2 separate regions of the Homo sapiens genome follow, and region 2 is linked to region 1. The links are chromatin loops, found by intact Hi-C in ENCODE. Cell type or tissue: HCT116. All regions are shown on one strand. Each heading gives the region's core, and the rest is flanking DNA. Links, peaks and the distances in the headings are about the cores only. Region 1 overlaps LINC01290 (long intergenic non-protein coding RNA 1290). Region 2 has its middle 68 kb from the start of HAPSTR1.

The links. Peaks named below come from ENCODE experiments on the same cell type or tissue, not always from the same donor. Only the 100,000 strongest peaks of a DNase experiment are listed, where the experiment ranks them.
Region 2: it touches region 1 in a loop (6-fold over the local background); 8 of 110 quality-filtered maps call a loop at or near these places.

Annotation. Positions count from the first base shown.
Region 1 is chr16:10,505,648-10,514,961 of GRCh38, reverse strand. LINC01290 (long intergenic non-protein coding RNA 1290) reads left to right here. Exons shown (of 2, transcript NR_149081.1): 2 at 1-120. Among named protein-coding and RNA genes, the nearest start is that of LINC01290, 18 kb to the left of the region's middle. RefSeq lists an enhancer at 5,054-5,143. In HCT116, for the core only: a CTCF peak has its summit at 5,196 (motif pointing right); a DNase peak (open chromatin) is centred at 5,221.
Region 2 is chr16:9,154,562-9,163,875 of GRCh38, reverse strand. It overlaps the pseudogene RPL21P119. Among named protein-coding and RNA genes, the nearest start is that of HAPSTR1, 68 kb to the right of the region's middle. RefSeq lists an enhancer at 9,169-9,314. In HCT116, for the core only: a CTCF peak has its summit at 3,572 (motif pointing left); a DNase peak (open chromatin) is centred at 3,605.

The DNA.
Region 1 (9,314 bases), core at 4,096-6,595:
TGCTACATTGGCACTGTATTTTAAGTATGTTATTTAGTAGTATTGTGAAATCAACTGGTTTCAACATTGAAAAGGATAAAAATAGCTTATGAAAACAAAACGGTTTTTTTTTTTTTTAAAGGATAAGGTGCATGTTTAATTTCAATTGCAGAAATGAAGGGAAGAGGCACTCCTGCCACCTGGTGGGCATTTATCCAAATTGTTTGTTCAGGTCTTTTAGGGGTGAAATTCGGGTTGTTGAATCTAGGTTGAACACACAAACATTCCAGCCCCAGCAGCAGTTGGGTCTTATTTCCTTCCCCTTGACCTGGGATCTGTACCTTTCTGTTTCCAATTAAGGCCTTTATAAATGAAAGCAACCTGGTTTGGCCAGATAAAAGTTCATGTCTCCTTGCCCGTGTCCTTGTGAACTGTATGACACTGCTCTCTGGAAATCTCGTGTGTGTACTTTTCACTTGTTAACCTCCTGTGTCCCCCACTACAAGGTCAGCTGCAAGAAGGCAGGGATTCTGTCTGGTCTTGCTATTCATGATAGTGCCTGGTACACTGTCTGGCATATTGGTCGATAGTTCCCTGATGAATGAAAATTTAACAAATAGGTGAAAACAGAGTTTTGGGTTGCCTGAGTGGCATGTTCCAAACCTTTACCATATGGTAAACCTCTTAGTTCAACTGCTAATAATTTCTTCTGTGTCTTGGGTTACAATCAACCTACCCAAGTTTGGCCTCTATCTTGCTGCAAGAAATAACTCCTGCCCATAGCTGTACCAGATTAGATTTATACAGAACCCAGTAGCCTGAAAGAAGACCTCCAATCCTACTACTTAACTATCCCAAATATCTCTCTGCTTGCTACTCATGGGTCCCAATTTGCAAGCAAGTGGTAGGTGAGTGTCCCTGGCTCATGGGACATTTTTTTTTTTTTCGTAAGGAGATAAGGGGTAGATAAGTAGAATTAGCCCAGTGGGAAATGATTTCAAGCTGCGGATTGATGATTAGGGTAATTTGTGGGTAGTCCAGAGAATGCCCCATGATCCTAAAGAATTACCATCATGCGTTGTTGCGATAGTGGTCAGATGAGTTTGAATTGATCATTGGCTGTGATTAGGGAGTCTCCTGTGCTGACCCATGTCCTCCCTTCAGAGGCATCTGGAACATCAATCCTGCAGATTATTCAGCTCATTAGGAATTCCCCGTGGAAGCTCAATACTTTCCTGAATCTGAATAGTTAAACCTCTGTGTTGCAAAAATCAAATACCATCTGGCTTTTGTGTTGTCTTGGCTAAATCCAGTCAATCCCAGCTTCTTCAATGGCATTTATGATATTCTGTTCCCACAAATCCAGAGAATCATAACTGGGTTAGAAACAGTTTTATTTAATCTTGGGTGTAGAAAGATTGTTTTCATAGATCAGACAGCATTTACCTCCATCAGAGTAAGAAAAAAGAATGTCCAGGTGTGTCCTTGCCCCAGTGATCACAGCATCTGTTGATATGTTCCTTGATATCAGTATATAGATCAAACTTACTGTCATCTTTAAAGAAGTTTACTTCATTCAAGTGCGGTGGCTCATGCCTGTAAAACCAGCACTTTGGGAAGCTGAAGTGGATGGATCACTTGAGGTCAGGAGTTCGACACTAGCCTGGCCAACATGGTAAAACCCTGTCTCTACTGAAAAAGTACAAAAATTAGCCAGGCATGGTGGCATGTGCCTGTAGTCCCAGCTACTCAGGAGCCTGAGGCATGAGAATCGCTCGAACCTGGGAGGTGGCGGTTGCAGTGAGCCAAGATCGTGCCACTGCATTCCAGCCTGGGCGACAGAGTGAGACTCCATCTGAAAAAAATAAATAAATAACTTAATGGCATTGACAAATGGTTGCCCACCCCACAAACCACCCACATACCCTAGTATCAAAATTATGGGAAATTGTTTCTTTCAAAGAGACTTCAGAAAAATATTGTATCCTGGTATAGAATGGATGGTTATTTCATTGTTTATATGAAAGGGCCTTGCTTGTTGACCAGTATTTGTATTTTAATTAATTTTTGTCCTTTCCCACTATCTAAGTAGCAAATCTGTCATAACTCCTGTGGTTACTGTCTTTTTAGACTTTGCCTGTGTGTTTGGATGTTTGGATTCCAGTAGAGAGGGTTCTTCCCCCGACACAGTCCCACCACTCGTAGTTCAATTGCAGGAGAGGAAAAACTTCATTTATCCTGTTAGATTCTGTGACTGGAGTCTGTAAGTTAAACTGACAACAGGTAGATGAACAGGAGGAAAGACATACAAATTTTAATATTTTTACATGCATGGGGCTTCACATAAAAGGAGCAAAAATGCAAAGCAGTGGTTAGACTTGGGGGCTTATATACCATTTTCCTTTTTTTTTTTTTTGAGATGGAGTCTTACCCTGTCACCCAGGCTGGAGTGCAATGGCATGATCTTGGTTCACTGCAACCTCCGCCTTCTGGATTCAAGCAATTCTCCTGCCTCTGCCTCCCAAGTAGCTGGAACTACAGGCACAAGCCACCACGCCTGGCTAATTTTTTGTATTTTTAGTAGAGACTGAGTTTTACCATGTTGGCCAGGCTGGTCTCGAACTCCTGACCTCAGGTGATCTGCCTGCCTTGGCCTCCCAAAGTGCTGGGATTAGAGGCATGAGCCACTGTGCATGATCAAAAAAAGCAATTTTTAAAAAAAAATTACCCAGGAGTGGTGGTGTGTGCCTGTAGTTGCAGATACTCAGGAGGCTGAAGTGGGGGGATCTCTTGAGCCCAAGAGTTGGAGGCTGCAGTGAGCCATGATTGTGTCACTGCACTCTAGCCTAGGTGACAGAGAATCTGAGAAAGAGAGAGGGAGGGAGGGAGAGTTTGGGTTCCTAGGGCTGGTAAGTTGTGGAAAGATGACTAGGAAGTGGTGGGTAAGGGTTGTTTAGTAATGTTTGTCATGCCAACTCATCTCTGTGCCAGTCACCCTGCCTTGGTATAGAGAAACATCTTTACATGGGGAATTTCCCTGCTTTTAGGCAGAAAGGGAGTGGGTAGAGAGCTCTTTTTGTCTGCAGTTTCTCAGTTGCCCTCAGCTCAAAATAATCCTTATGCCGAAGTGGCCTCTTCTGGGGTAATGTATTCTGATCCCCTTCAACACCAATAGAAAATCAAGGTAGATACACACCCCTCCTCCCAAAGTCTCAAGAGGGTGAAAGGCAGGAACTGCAAGGATTATATTTGTCTTCCTTATACGGCTCTTTCTCTGTCTCTTTTTTTTTTTGAGATGGACTCTTGCTGTATCGCCTAGGCTGGAGTGCTCACTGCAACCTCTGCCTCCTAGGTTCAAGTAATTCTCCTGCCTCAGGCTCCTTACAGGCAACCGCCAGCACACCCAGCTAATTTTTGAATTTTTAGTAGAGACAGGGTTTCACCATGTTGGCCAGGCTGGTCTCACACTCCTGACCTCAAATGATCCACCCGCCTCCACCTCCCAAAGTGTTGGGATTACAGGCATGAGCCACCGCACCCGTCCTCTTTTTTCTCTCTACGTTCAGTTCAGTTCTTCCAGTCTGTCATCCTGGATTTGTGGTCATGGGTAATATGTAAGATCGTTAGTCTGTCTCTGCTTTTGCAACCTTGACTGCCATCTGACAATTCAGGATAAGGCCTCTCTGCTTTCATGATGCTGGGCACATCTGATTGAGGTAAGAGCTCTTGACGGGATTGATGGAGGGCTTTGCAGCTTCGTTATTGATGGGTAAAATGTCTCCCAGCAAATGTGGGTGTCTAAGAGTATGCAGGGGAACCCACCTCCATGGCATGTGGGGTGAGGGCCTGGTATCATTTCTTTGAACAAACCATGGCTCCCAGTGGAGAGGGAATGTATTAGTCAGGCTAGGGCTGCTATAACAAATTACTATAAATGGCCAAGCGTGGTGGCTCATGCCTGTAATCCCAGCACTTTGGGAGGCTGAGGTGGGTGGTTGACTTGAGGTCAGGAATTCGAGACCAGCCTGGCCAACATGGCAAAACCCCGCCTCTACTAAAAATACAAAAATTAGCCAAGCATGGTGGCACACACCTGTAATTTCAGTTACTCGGGAGGCTGAGGCAGGAGAATCACTTGAACCCGGGAGGCAGAGGTTGGAGTGAGCCGAGATCGCACCACTGTACTCTAGCCTGGGCAACAGAGTGAGACTCTATCTCAAAAAAAAAAAAAAATACTATAAACTTGGTGACTTAACACAACAGAAATTATTTTTCTTGCCATTCTGGAGGCTGAAGTGTCCACAGGACTATGCCCCCTCTGGAGGCCCTCATGGAGAACTCATCCTTGCTTCTTCTAGCTCCTGGTGGCTCCAGGCATTCCCTGGCTTTTGGCTGCATTGTTCCAATCTCCACCTCTGTCTTCACATTGCATTTCTTCTCTCTCTCATCTCTGTGTGTCTCTTATCAGGACACTTGTCATTTAATTTGGGCTGAGATCATCCAAGATGATCTCATCTGGAGATTCTTAATCACATCTGCGAAGATCCCCTCCCCTCCCCTTCCTCCCCTTCCCTCCCTTCCCCTCTCCTTCCCTCCCCTCCCCTCCCCTCTTCTTTTTTAAGACAGAGTCTCACTCTGTCGCCCAGGCTGGAGTACAGTGTGGTATGATCATAGCTCATGGAGCCTCAATCTCCTGGACTTAGGTGATCCTCCCAACTCAGCCTCCTGAGTAGCTGGGACTACAGGTGTGGGCCACCATGCCTGGCTAATTTTTATTTTTTTTTTAGAAATGGAGTCTCGCTATATTGCTGGTCTCAAACTCCTGGGCACAAGCAATCCTCCTGCCTTGGCCTCCCAAAATGCTGTGATTACAGCAGGCATGAGCCACCGTGCCTGGCCGATCCTTTTTTCCAAATAAGGTCACATTCACAGATTCTAGGATGAAGACATCTCTTGGGGTGGGGGACCCAGTTCAACCAGCTGCACACGGGATGTAGATAAATGCTGGAAGGGCCCAGAGGACGCCTCTTGATGATGGAGTAGGGTTTCTCTTTCTTCATTAGCAAGGGAACTACACATATTTGTAGAGCAGTGCCCCTTAAAAATCATCGTTTATATTTTCAGTTCCTGTCTCAGCAACCAGATGAAGTATTGAGTGGAGTCCCTTCCATCCACATTAATCTGTTGATGGGAGTGGTGTGTTCCTTCAACATTACCACCAGGTGGCAGCCAAGAACTTAGAGTCAGGCGGGCTCATGCTTGCTGCCTGACCCAAGTACATGGTCTTAGCTCCTGAATTGAGATCCAAGTTTGCAAATAACGACAGAGGATGCCAAATCACCTTTGCTCTGGCCTATTCAGTAACATGTCACTTAATAGGGAGAATTACCGGATCAGTCCACCAGCCAGCCTAGTGTGGCAATAACTTACCCCAACTGTTTAAGCATTTACATAGCACTACCTGTTTTTTGTTTGTTTGTTTGTTTTATTTTTGAGAGGGAGTTACGCTCTTGTTACCACGGCTGGAGTGCAATGGTGCGATCTCGGCTCACTGCAACCTCCACCTCCTGGGTTCAAGTGATTCTCCTGCCTCAGCCTCCGGAGTAGCTGGGATTACAGGTATGTGCCACCACGCCCAGGTAATTTTGCATTTTTTAGTAGAGATGGGGTTTCTCCATGTTGGTCAGGCTGGTCTCGAACTCCCAATCTCAGGTGATCCACCCACTTCGGCCTCCCAAAGTGCTGGGATTACAGGCATGAGCCACCGTGCCCGGCATACACACCTGTTAATTTTGCCTGTTTTGCATTTCTTTCCTTACTTTGGGGTAGTTGGGAATGTTAATCACTTTAGCCCCTTCCCTAGCACAATTATTGTTTCAAAGATTGGCATATTAAGTCATTCCAGTGGGAGCATCACAAAGAAAATCTGATATTCTTTTCTTTCTGTGAATCAACCTGTATCTTTCCTGCAAGTTATTCCCCCGACACACTTGCTTGCTGTCACAGGACCTTCACTGATGGGATCTGCATTTTGTTAACAGTTTAAGGTGGTCAACTCTAGCACAGGCCAGGCCAAAAGTCAAAAATTCTTCATTACTGAATGAATATCCTAGGTAGATTATACAAGGATGTCCTTATACTACCAAAGAATGTTCTTTTATAATATAAAAGGATGTCCTTATTCAGATGTCCCTAGACCAATTACTTTAACTTTTGGAATGTCCAAATACAGCCAAAATCGACCCCTGAATTGTTTCTAAAACTGAGATCTTTTATTAAAATAGCAAAAGGAAGAAGTGATAGGTTCCATGAGGCCTATAGTTACAGAGATTTATTATTGAATTTGTTCAAAACATTTTTGTGTTTTAAATATTTCCCAGATGATTCTGATATGTGACCAGGGTTGAGGACCAGCATTTCTCTATGAGAGCTAGATCAGGTGTGAATTTCAGAATTAGAGGTGATTAATTTGACTGTTATCTCTTTCTCTCTCTACTTTTTGTGCCTGGAATACTTAGTTAAAACTTATTAAGCACGGTGGCTCACACCTGTAATCCCAGCACTCAGGGGAGGCGGAGGCAAGCAGATCACTTGAGGTCAGGAGTTCAAGAGGAGCCTGGACAACATGGTGAAACCCCGACTCCACTAAAAAAATACAAAAATTAGCCAGGTTTGGTGGTGTGTGTGCCTGTAGTCCCAGCTACTCGGGAGGCTAAGGCAGGATCACCTGAACCTGGGAGGCGGAGATTGCAGTGAGCCGAGATCGCACCACTGCACTCCAGCCTGGGTGACAGACTGAGACTCCATCTTAAAAAATAAATTAATTAAATAAAACCAATTAATCTCAGGAGACCTGATTCTCTCTTGCTGAGATGGGTAGAGAGAAATCCTTTGGCAACTAAACCTGTTACTCTAGCATTGTCTCTGTTTTCCAAAAATCCTGCTTAAGCTTTACTTATCTGTATTTAATGTGAACCTATCCCCCCTTATTGTTCTTCTGTGCCACCTCATCTTAAAGTCTATACATTGATAGGTTCTGCATTGAGTTCTTGCACTTCTCTAAGGAAAGAGAGCAAGAGAATTGTGGAAGTTTGGAAGAAGTGAGGGTAAAGAGACTGGATATCTTTCCAAGTTAAAGCAGTTTGGAGCCAAGGCTGATGGTAAAGAGAATATTGCAGAATTTGTTAAATATCCATTAATGAGTAGAATCTGGCAATTCCTGGAACCATAGTTCGAGATTGAGGGTGGAATAAAGATATATCAGATACACCCACAATCAGAGAATTTAACACCTATAGCCCCTCATTGAAAGAAAAAGTGTGGGATGCAAGAAAAATGGTGAATACAGAAATATGATAAAAATGCCAGTAAATTAAACAATTATTGACTGGAAACAGCCGTAATGAGCTCTTTTTGCTTTTAAAAGATGGGTCTAAACTTATTGATAAAAATAACAAATAGGCTGGGTGCAGTGGCTCACACCTGTAATCCCAGCACTTTGGGAGGCTGAGGCGGGTGGATTACCTGAGGTCAAGAGTTCGAGACCAGCCTGACCAACATGGTAAAATCCCGTCTCTACTAAATACAAAAAATTAGCTGGGCATGGTGACACATGCCTGTAATCCAAGCTGTGCAGGAGGCTGAGGCAGGAGAATTGCTTGAACCCGGGAGGCAGAGGTTGCAGTGAGCCAAGATTGCACCACTGCACTCCAGCCTGGGCAACAAGAGCGGAAAACTCTGTCTCAATCAATCAATCAGGCAGTAGGTGTTTATCTGGGGTAGGCAACCTGTAGTTAAGGCATTTTCTTGTAAGATCCTTTTCTTGATTGGAAGGATGTCAGAGATATGGATTAGACTTTGTTGGGAAAAAAGGTTTTGAATGTATGTTGATATTAAAACATTATGAATAAAATGACATATCACAGATCTGCATCATAATAATTCAGTGCCTGATGGGAGCTGAGAAGGTATACAGGGTTTAGATGACACAAGGTTGACACGAGTTGAAAATTGTTGGCCGGGCATGGTGGCTCACGCCTGTAATCCCAGCACTTTGGGAGACCGAGGCGGGCGGATCACCTGAGGTCGGGAGTTCGAGACCAGCCTGACCAACATGGAGAGACCCCGTCTCTACTAAAAAATACAAAATTAGCCGGGCATGGAGGCACATGCCTGTAATCCCAGCTACTCCAGAGGCTGAAGCAGGAGAATCGCTTGAACCTGGGAGGCAGAGGTTGCAGTGAGCCAAGCTCGCACCACTGCACTCCAGCCTGGGTGACAGAGGAAGACTCTGTCTCGAAAAAAAAAAAAAAAAAAGTAATGTATGTTGACATTTGAGGGAAGTCACTGAAAGAACAGAAAAACAATGAAATTACTGTAAACAAGCAGAAGGAAGAAGGAAGAAAGGAAACGTTTCAACAGAAGGAATAGAAGGAGAAAAATAAGCAAACAAAAAGGATAATAAACAAAGAAAATACACAAAATAATATGGTATAAAATAAGTCTCACTGCACATTTCAGTTGTGAACCCAAAAGTATGAAAGACAGATCTCAATCGATTTAGAAAGTGTGTTTTGCCAAGGTTAAGGATATTCCTGTGACACACAGCCTCGGTGTTACAGGAAAGCGGTCCCGATCCAGACCCCAAGAGAGGGTTCTTGGACTCCACACAAGAAAGAATTCAGGGTGAGTCCACAGATTAAAGTAAAAGCAAGTTTATTAGGAAAGTAAGGGAATAAAAGAATGGCTACTCCATAGACAGAACAACCCTGATGGCTGCTGGTTGCCCCCCCTTTTTTTTTTTTGAGACAGAGTCTTGCTCTGTCACCCAGGCTGGACTGCAATGGCACGATTCTCCTGCCTCAGCTTCCCAAGTAGCTGGGACTACAGGCACATATGCCATCATACCCAGCTAATTTTTGTATTTTTAGTAGAAACGGGGTTTCACCATATTGGCCAAGCTGGTCTCAAACTCCTGACCTCAGGTGACCCACCCGCCTCGACCTCCCAAAGTGCTGGGATTACAGGCATGAGCCACTGCACCTGTCTGGTTGCCCATTTTTATGGTTATTTCTTGATTATATGCTAAACAAGGGGTGGATTATTCATGCCTCCCCTTTTTTAGACCATATAGGGTAACTTTCATGCGTGTCTGTGTGCAGAGACCACCACACAGGCTTTGTGTGAGCAATAAAGCTTTTTAATCACCTGGGTGCAGGTGGGCTGAAGCGAAGGGAGATAGAGGTGGGGCTGTTTTATAGGATTTGGGTAGGTAGTGGAAAATTACAGTCAAAGGGGGTTGTTCTCTGGCTGGCAGGGGTGGGGGTCACAAGGTG
Region 2 (9,314 bases), core at 2,258-4,757, 1.3 Mb after region 1:
CTCAGCCTCCCAAGTAATCAGGACTATAGGTGCCTGCCACCACACCTGGCTAATTTTTGTATTTTTAGGAGAGACGGGGTTTCACCATGTTGGCCAGGCTGGTCTCAAACTCCTGACCTCAGGGATCTCCCCACCTCAGCCTCCCAAATTGTTGGGATTAGAGACGTGAGCTACAGCGCCCAGCCAGGCATGTTTAATTTAAACAGACATCAGGACTCACCTGAGTTAGGACAAGGCAAAGAAAGATCACCCCAGTCCAGCAAGACCGTAAGGTAAGAAATCCGGAGCCGGGTGCGGTGGCTCATGCCTGTAATCCCAGCACTTTGGGAGGCCAAGGCGGGTGGATCACCTGAGGTCAGGAGTTTGAAACCAGCTTGACCAGCATGGTGAAACCCTGTCTCCATTAAATACAAAAAATTAGCCAGGTGTGGTGGCACATGCCTGTAATCCCAGCTACTTGGGAGGCTGAGGCAGGAGAATTGCTTGAACCCAGGTGGTAGAGGTTGCAGTGAGCCAAGATCACACCACTGCACTCCAGCCTGGGCAACAAGAGTGAAACTCCATATAAAAAAAAAAAGAAAAGAAAAGAAATCCAGCAGTTAAGGCCAGGCATGTTGGCTCATGCTTGTAATCCCAGCACTTTGGGAGGCCGAGGCAGGTGGGTCACCTGAGGTCAGGAGTTCAAGACCAGCCTGACCAACATGGTGAAACACCAACTCTACTAAAAATACAGAAATTAGCCAGGTGTGGTGGTGGGTGCCTGTAGTCCCAACTATTCAGGAGGCTGAGGCAGGAGAATCGCTTGAACCTGGGAAACGGAGGTTGCAGTGAGTAGAGACCATGCCACTGCACTCCAGCCTGGGTGACAGAGTGAGACTGTCTCAAAAAGAAAAAAAAAGAAATCCAGCTGTTATTCATGTCAGACACTCACTTCCCAGCTCTCCCCCAGGGCTGTGGTATAAACAAGGAATTGATTGCTTCTTGAGGATGCAGAGAAAAATATGATGTGGTCCCTGTTCTAGAAAACCCCACAGTTCAACAGCAGAGAGCAGGGAAGGGGAACTTTCATGGGCTAAACACTCACTAGGTCCCAGGCATTGTTCCAGATGCTTCCATGCATGGGACACTCAAATACTTTCCTAGTTCCATCGTTAAACAATTTATTAATAAATAAATCCGCAAGGGAGGAAAGATTATCCTGGTTTTACAGAAGAGAAATTGTGGGTCAGAGAAGTACTGTGCCTTGCCCAGGGTCAAACAACCAGTAAGTGTCAAAGCTGGGATTTGAACTAAGGGTCTGGCTGAGCCCAAAATCATTTTCCATGATATCATTGGGCCTTGACCTTGGCTATATTGGAATCATCATGACTATATTGAACTTTAAAAATAACAAGCTGGGCATGGTGGCTCATGCCTGTAATACCAGCACTTTGGGAGGCTGAGGCGGGTGGATCACCTGAGGTCAGGAGTTCGAAATCAGCCTGGCCAACATGGTGAAACCCTGTCTCTAATAAAAATATAAAAATTTCCCAGGCGTGGTGGGGCATGCCTGTAGTCCCAGCTACTCTGGAGCCTGAGGCAGGAGAATCTTGAACCCGGGAGGTGGAGGTTGCAGTGAGCCAAGATTGTGCCACTGCACTCCAGCCTGGGCGACAGAGTGAGACTCTGTCTCAAAAACAAATAAATAACATACGGGCCAGGCACAGTGGCTCATGCCTGTAATCCCATCACTTTGGGAGGCTGAGAAGGGAGGGTCACTTGAGGCCAGAAGTTCAAGACCAGCCTTGGCAGCAAAGTGAGACCCTGTCTCTACAAAAAATTTAAAAATTAGCAGGGTGCAGTGGCACACGCCAGCTACTGGGGAGGTTGAGGCAGAAGGATCACTGGAGCCCAGGAGTTCGAGGCTACAGTGAGCTATGATGCCACCACTGCACTGCAGCCTGGGCAACAAAGTGAGGCCTTGTCTCAAAAAACAAAAACAAAAACAAAACACACACACACACACAAATTATGGTCCCAACCCTAAAGCATGTAATTAGTCTGATGGAATTGGTCTAGGGTGGCCCCTCAGCCACACACACATTAGGGATTTTAAAAAGCCAGTTGACTCCAATGTGCAACCAATGCTGAAAACAGCTACAGGATACCAGTGGTTCCTGCCCTTAAGAATGCATCAGCCTCGCCAGGCACGGATGCTCACGCCTGTAATCCCAGCACTTTGGGAGGCTGAGCTGGGAGGATCACTTGAGCCCAGGAGTTCAAGACCAGCCTGTGCAACATAGGAAGACCCCATCTGTAAAAAAAAAAAAAAAAAATTAAAAATTAGGCAGGCGTGGTGGTGCACACCTGCAGTCCCAGCTACTCAGGAGGCTGAGGCGGGAGGATGGCTTGAGCCCAGGAGGTCGAGGTTGCATGAGCTGTCATTGTGCCACTGGACTTCAGCCTAGGCAACAAAGCAAGATCCTGTCTCAAAAAATATTAATAATAATCCATGAGACCCAACTGGAGGGCTTGTTAGGGGCCAGTTGCTTGCCCCCCAACCCCACAGTGTGCCTTTCTAAGACGCTGATGTTGGTGGTCTGGGGACCGTGCTTTAGAAACACCACCCTCACGTGGACCTGTCCGTTATCTTTTCTTTCATCCCCGTTTTGCAGAGAGGGACACTAAGCATCATGGAGCTGACCACGTTTATCACCACCCAAGACCACGTAGGCAGCCGTAGAGGCAGTCAGGCAGCCTCGCCTCTCGGCTTCCTTTGAGGTTTTAAAGGCTAAGAGGGTGTCATTTGTGGGTTCTCAGTGTCCTAGCCTAGATCCATGTGACAATTTTCTTTTTTTTTTTTTTTTTTTTTTGAGACGGAGTCTCACTCTGTTGCCCAGGCTGGAGTGCAGTGGCATGATCTCGGCTCACTGCAACCTCCACTTCCTGGGTTCAAGCGATTCTTCTGCCTCAGCCTCCCAAGTAGCAGGGATCACAGGCGTGCACCACCACGCTCGGCTAATTTCTGTCATTTTAGTAGAAATGGGGTTTCGCCATGTTGGCCAGGCTGGTCTCGAACTCCTGATCTCAGGTGATCCACCTGCCTCGGCCTCCCTAAGTGCTAGGATTACAGGTGTGAGCCACCGCTCCCGGCCCACGTGACCATTTTCTTTCTGCCTGGTATTTGCCAATGTGCTTAATGAGTCTGCGTTGAATTAAAGAATGCCCTGGCTTGCCCCCGCCCCCATGAATCCCTCTATAAACACATACGTACTAACCAAAAAGAAGGATAAATAGAACACACTGAAACGCCAGGGTGACAGCTACCTGCAGCACTGGCTGAGTTTTCATTTTCTTCCATCTCCTGAGAGAAAGGAAGCCACTCCCTTTCTGGGAATATGAGCCCCCGGCTGACTCCAGGCGGCTCATCCCCCTACCTTCCTCTGCAAAAACGAACAGGGATTTAAGCAGCAGCAAAGACACTCGGAGGTCATCTGGGCCATCTCCCAGCATCTCCTGTCTCCTGTCTGGGCGGCAGCAGGCGAGGCTACCTGGGTCCTGAGACTCCCCGAGGACGGCGATCCCCTGCTGCCCCCTGCTGGCTGAATTGGTAATGGCTGAGAAGTGAACGCAGCTGGGAATGCAGGAACTTCAAAGTCTCCGGTCTCTCTGACTCGTAGTCTCCCCGCCTCCTCTTGAAAGATTCAAGTTCCCCTGGAAGATGAGCCAGCCTTTCCAAAACTACCTTCAGTATCTGCACTATGCCTGCCCATTCACATTCATATTCTCCACTAATTCCCACAATTGTATTTCTGAGAGAGAGACCTTCAGTATCCCGGTCGTTCACCAAATGTTCCCTGGGTGCTGCAAGGAGTCTGGCTGTGTATGAGTCCAGGAGTTCAAGACCAGCCTGGGCAACATAGCAAGACCCCACCTCCACAAAAAATGAAAAAATTAGCCAGGAGTGATGGCACTCAACTGTAGACACAACTACTAGGGAGGCCAAGGAGGGAAGTTTGCTTGAGCATGGGAGGTGGAGGCTGCTATGATGGTGCCACTGGTACTCCAGCCTGGGCCACAGAGTGAGATCTTGTCTCCCCCCCCAAAAAAGAATAATATTCTGTAACACGTGAAAAGTATACAAAATTCAACTCTCGATGTCCATATATAAAGTGCGTTTTTGTTTTTACTTTTTTGTAGAGACAGGATCTCATTCTGTTGCCCAGGCTGGTCTCAAACTCCTAGCCTCAAAGGATCCTCCCACCTTGGCCTCCCAAAGTGCTGGAATTACAGGCGTGAGCCACAGTGCCCGGCCTCCAGTTGTCTCTGAAGTCTCCTTTTTCTTCTGGTAGACCAGGGATCAGCATACTTCTGTAAAAGGAGAGTGAATATTTTTCATTTCGTGCGCCATGCAGTCTCTGTCCAAATGACTCAACTCTGCTCTTGTATCTAGAAAGCAGCTGTAGATGATATGTCAATGATGAATGTGGCTGTATTCCAATAAAACTTTATGTATGGGTCAGGTATGGTGGCTCACACCAGTAATCCCAACACTTTGGGAGGCCGAGGTCGGGAGTTCAAGACCAGCCTGACCAACATGGAGAAACCCCATCTCTACTAAAAATACCAAATTAGCCAGGCATGGTGGAGCCGGCCTGTAATCCCAGCTACTCAGTAGGCTGAGGCAGGAGAATCGCTTGAACCAGGAAGACGGAGGTTGCTGTAAGACGAGATCGCACCATTGCACTCCAGCCTGGGCAACAAGAGCGAAACTCTATCTGAAATAAAAAATAAAAAATAAAAAAATAGACAACTGGGCTGTGGGTGGTGGTGCATGCCTGTGGTCCCAGCTACTCGGGAGGCTGAGGCAGGAGAATTGCTTGAGCCCAGCAGTTTGAGATCAGCCTGGACAACAAAGTGAGACCCTGCCTCTACAAAAAAAGAATTGTTTCTTTTAATTAGCCAGGCATGGTGGCATAAACCTGTAGTCTCAGCTACTTGAGAGACTGAGGCAGGAGGATTGATTGAGCCCAGGAGTTCGAGGCTGCAGTAAGCTATGATTGCACCACTCCAGCCTGGGCAACAGAGCGAGACCCTGTCTCTTACAAAAAAAAAAAAAAAAAAAAAAAAGAGGCTGGGCACCATGCCTGGAATCCTTGTACTTTGGGAGGCTGAGGCTGGAAGATCACTTGAGCTCAGGAGTTCGAGACCAGCTGGGGCAACATGGTGAAATCTGAAATCCTGTCTCTAGCAACAATACAAAAATTAGCCAGGCACGGTGGCACATAACTGTGGTCCCAGCTACTCCAGAAGCTGCGGTAGGAGGACCACTTAAGCCTGAGAGGTCAAGGCTGCACTGAGCTGTGATAGCACCACTGTACTCCAGCCTGGGTGAGAGAGCAAGACAAGAAAGAAAGGGAAGGGAGGGGAGGGGCGGGGCAGGACAGGGAAGGGAAGGGAAGGGAAGGGAAGGGAAGGGGAGGGGAGGGAAGTGAAGGGAAGGGGAGGGGAGGGAAGGGGAGGGGAGGGGAGGGGAAAAGAAGAGAAACTAAGAGACCAGGAGTGGTGGCTCAAGCTTGTAATCCTAGCACTTTGGGAGGCGGAGCGGGGTGGATCACCTGAGGTCAGGAGTCCGAGGCCAGCCTGGCCAACATGACAAAATCCCATCTCTACTAAAAATACAAAAAAATAAGCCGGGTGTGGTGGCAGGCACCTATAATCCCAGCTACTTGGGAGGCTGAGGCAGGAGAATCGCTTGAACCCAGGGGGCAGAGGTTGCAGTGAGCCGAGCTTGCGCCACTTCACTCCAGCCTGGGTGAAAGAGCGAAAGTCCATCTCAAACAAAGAAAAAAGGAAAGAAAGAAAAAATACTAAAGAACTGGCTTTAGTTGAGCAACTATAAGACAATTTCTATGCAAGGTGCTTTGCACACATGACCTTGCTAATCCCCAAGGCAACCTTCCAGGTGCCCTTATTACCCACAAGTTACAGGTGAGAAGATGGAAGGTCAAGGCCACAGAGCCAAGAGGCAGCAGGGTTGAGGTCAAACTCAAGTCTGTCTGACTCCAAAACTCATGTTTATTCGATTACCCGAAGCTGCCTCCCTGCTCAAAATCTTAGTATGTTTCCATTTTACAGATGATTCACCTGTGGCTAATGGAGGTCAGGTGACTTGCCCAGGGCGCTCAGCTAGTGAATGAGGGAGGACAGACTTGAGCTCCGGTGTCTGACTGCAAATCCCGTATTGTATCCTAGACTGTTTCTCCTAACATTGATTGGGAATCAATCCCTCAGACTGATTATCTCTGTAACAATAAAAGCCTGAAACATAATCATGATACCACGAGGGAAGGAAGGGTGTGCTCAATGAAGTGAGGTAACAGGCTTCACATTTTCCTGCGGGGATTACTCCAGCCAGCCCCAGACTGACAGTTCTGCAAAATTGGTATAAAACTCTGCTACAGTGGGTTTTAAACTGTCCCCTGTGGAAAGCACAGGGGCCGAAGGAGGTGAGGGGAGAATAGAATAAGGATGTCAACTTGTGAAGCCACACAGCCCCTCCCACCACTTCAATCCATCAGAACAAGCCTGCTTTTATCTGTTCCATTCATTGACCTGTCAGATAAGGTTTCATTGGAAAAGAAGCCTGCATGGGGCCGGGCGTGGTGGCTCATGCCTGTAATCCCAGCACTTTGGGAGGCTGGGGTGGGAGGATCACCTGAGGTCAGGAGTTCAAGAGCAGCCTGGCCAACATGGTGAAACCCCACCTCTACAAAAATACAAAAATTAGCCAGGCATGATGGCAGGTGCCTGTAATCCCAACTACTCAGGAGGCTGAGGCAGGAGATTGTCTTGCACCCGGGAAGAGAAGGTTGCAGTAAGCTGAGATCGCACCACTGCACTCCAGCCTGGGCAGCAGAGCAAGTCTAAAAAAAAAAAAAGAGGGCTCCGTGGCTTAAGAAATAAAGTTTGCAGCCTTTCGGCCGGAACTGCCATCTTCCAGTAATTCGCCAAAATGACAAACACAAAGGGAAAAAGGAGAGGCACCCGATATATGTTCTCTAGGCCTTTTAGAAAACATGGAGTTGTTCCTTTGGCCACATATATGCGAATCTATAAGAAAGGTGATATTGTAGACATCAAGGGAATGGGTACTGTTCAAAAAGGAATGCCCCACAAGTGTTACCATGGCAAAACTGGAAGAGTCTACAATGTTACCCAGCATGCTGTTGGCATTGTTGTAAACAAACAAGTTAAGGGCAAGATTCTTGCCAAGAGAATTAATGTGCGTATTGAGCACATTAAGCACTCTAAGAGCCGAGATAGCTTCCTGAAACGTGTGAAGGAAAATGATCAGAAAAAGAAAGAAGCCAAAGAGAAAGGTACCTGGGTTCAACTAAAGCGCCAGCCTGCTCCACCCAGAGTAGCACACTTTGTGAGAACCAATGGGAAGGAGCCTGAGCTGCTGGAACCTATTCCCTATGAATTCATGGAATAATAGGTGTTAAAAAAAAAAAATAAAGGACCTCTGGGCTACAAAAAAAAAAAAAAAAAAAGAAAGAAAGTTTGCAAATGATCACTTGGATGGGTGCTAAATCAAAAATCCCCAGGGGCAGAGTGGGACTGTCTATTGGTTTGTTATTTTGTGTGTTTTTGTTGTTGTTTTGTTTTCTTTTGTTTGAGACAGGGTCTCGCTGTTGTCACCCAGGCTGGAGTGCAGTGGCATGATCATAGCTCACTGCTGCCTCAAACTCCTGGGCTCAAGCCATCCTCCCAAATTGACTTCCTAAAGCACTGGGATTACAGGCATGAGCCACCGCACCCGGCATGTCTATTGCTTTGCTTACATTGTCATAACAAAAGACCACAGTCTGGGTGGTTTAAACAACAGACATTTATTTTCTGACAATCCTGAAGCCTAGGAGACCAGGATCAAGGTGTCAGCAGAATTGGTTTCTTCTGAGACCTCTCTCCTTGGCTTGTAGATGGCCGCCTTTTCCCTATGTCTTCACCTCTTCGTCTTCTTCCTCTTGTTATTCCTTTTTTTTTTTTTTTTTTTTTTTTGAGACGGAGTCTCCCTCTGTTGCCCAGGCTGGAGTACAGTGGTGCAATCTGGGCTCACTGCAACCTCCACCTCCCGGGTTCAAGCGATTCTCCTGCCTCAGACTCCCAAGTAGCTGGGATTACAGGCACCCGCCACCATACCCGGCTAATTTTTGTATTTTTAGTAGAGACCGGGTTTCACCATGTTGGTCAGGCTGGTCTCGAACTCCTGACTCAGGTAATCCACTCGCCTTGGCCTCCCAAAGTGCTGGGATTACAGGCATGAACCACCGCACCCGGCCAATCACCTCTTCTTCTAAGGACACTAATCCTATTGGATTAGGGCCCACCCAATTAGGTTGGTTAATGGAATCATCTCTCTAAAAACCCTGTCTCAAATACAGTCCCACACTGAGGTACAGCGGGTCAGGACTTCGACATGAGAATTTTCGGGGAGTATGCAATGCATTTCATAATACAGTGTGTTAGGGCAAGCAATGTCACCTCTCCCACGGGGTTCATCTGAAGGAAGGGGGGACATGCCAGAGGGAGAAACAGGTGTGGAGCCCACTGAGAGAGGAGGCTGCTAACGGCTGGGGCAGGACAGCGTAGCTGTGACGGATCCCTCCAGTCTGTCAGGCACCCAGATCCTGTGAACAGGATTTATCGCTGCAGTCACTGGGGTAATCGGAGAGAAACAGGGCTGTCAGGGACAGGTCCCGAGGACAGTATTTCAGCAGCGACCCCCCTCCACCCATGCCCCCCATGTACTCTATGAGTTACTGCCCCTGCAACCCCAAGCCCCTGCCCTGAGCTGTGTGGAGGTGAATATTCGTCTTGAGAAAGGGCTATTCAAGGTTGCTTGTCTGCAGAGCCTACCCTGGTCACCCTCTCCAGGGAAACGTGCCTGTCCTGCGGGGAAGCGGGCTCAGAAATCCTCAGTCTTCCACTGCACAACACAACCACCTGCAGAGATTTTGAAGTCCCGGGGCCTGAGCCCCACCCTCGGCGATTCTGATGTAAGGCGTCTGGGTGTGCGGTTGAAAACCACCGCAGTAGCTAGCGCGGCACTTCTCCCACGACCCCAAATGCAGATCTGAGCAGAGAGCTACCCACTCTTGGAGAATGTTCCCGGCATCGCATCCTGCCCAGCTGTCTCTGAGCTCATCGCACCCCCTCCTCCTGCATCACAAGCAGAAGCCACAGGAAAAATTGTCTCCAGCTCCCTCGCTGGGTTTGCATCCTAGCCCTGGGCGCTTCACCCGCACCCATCCGGCCGCTCCCTTTTCATC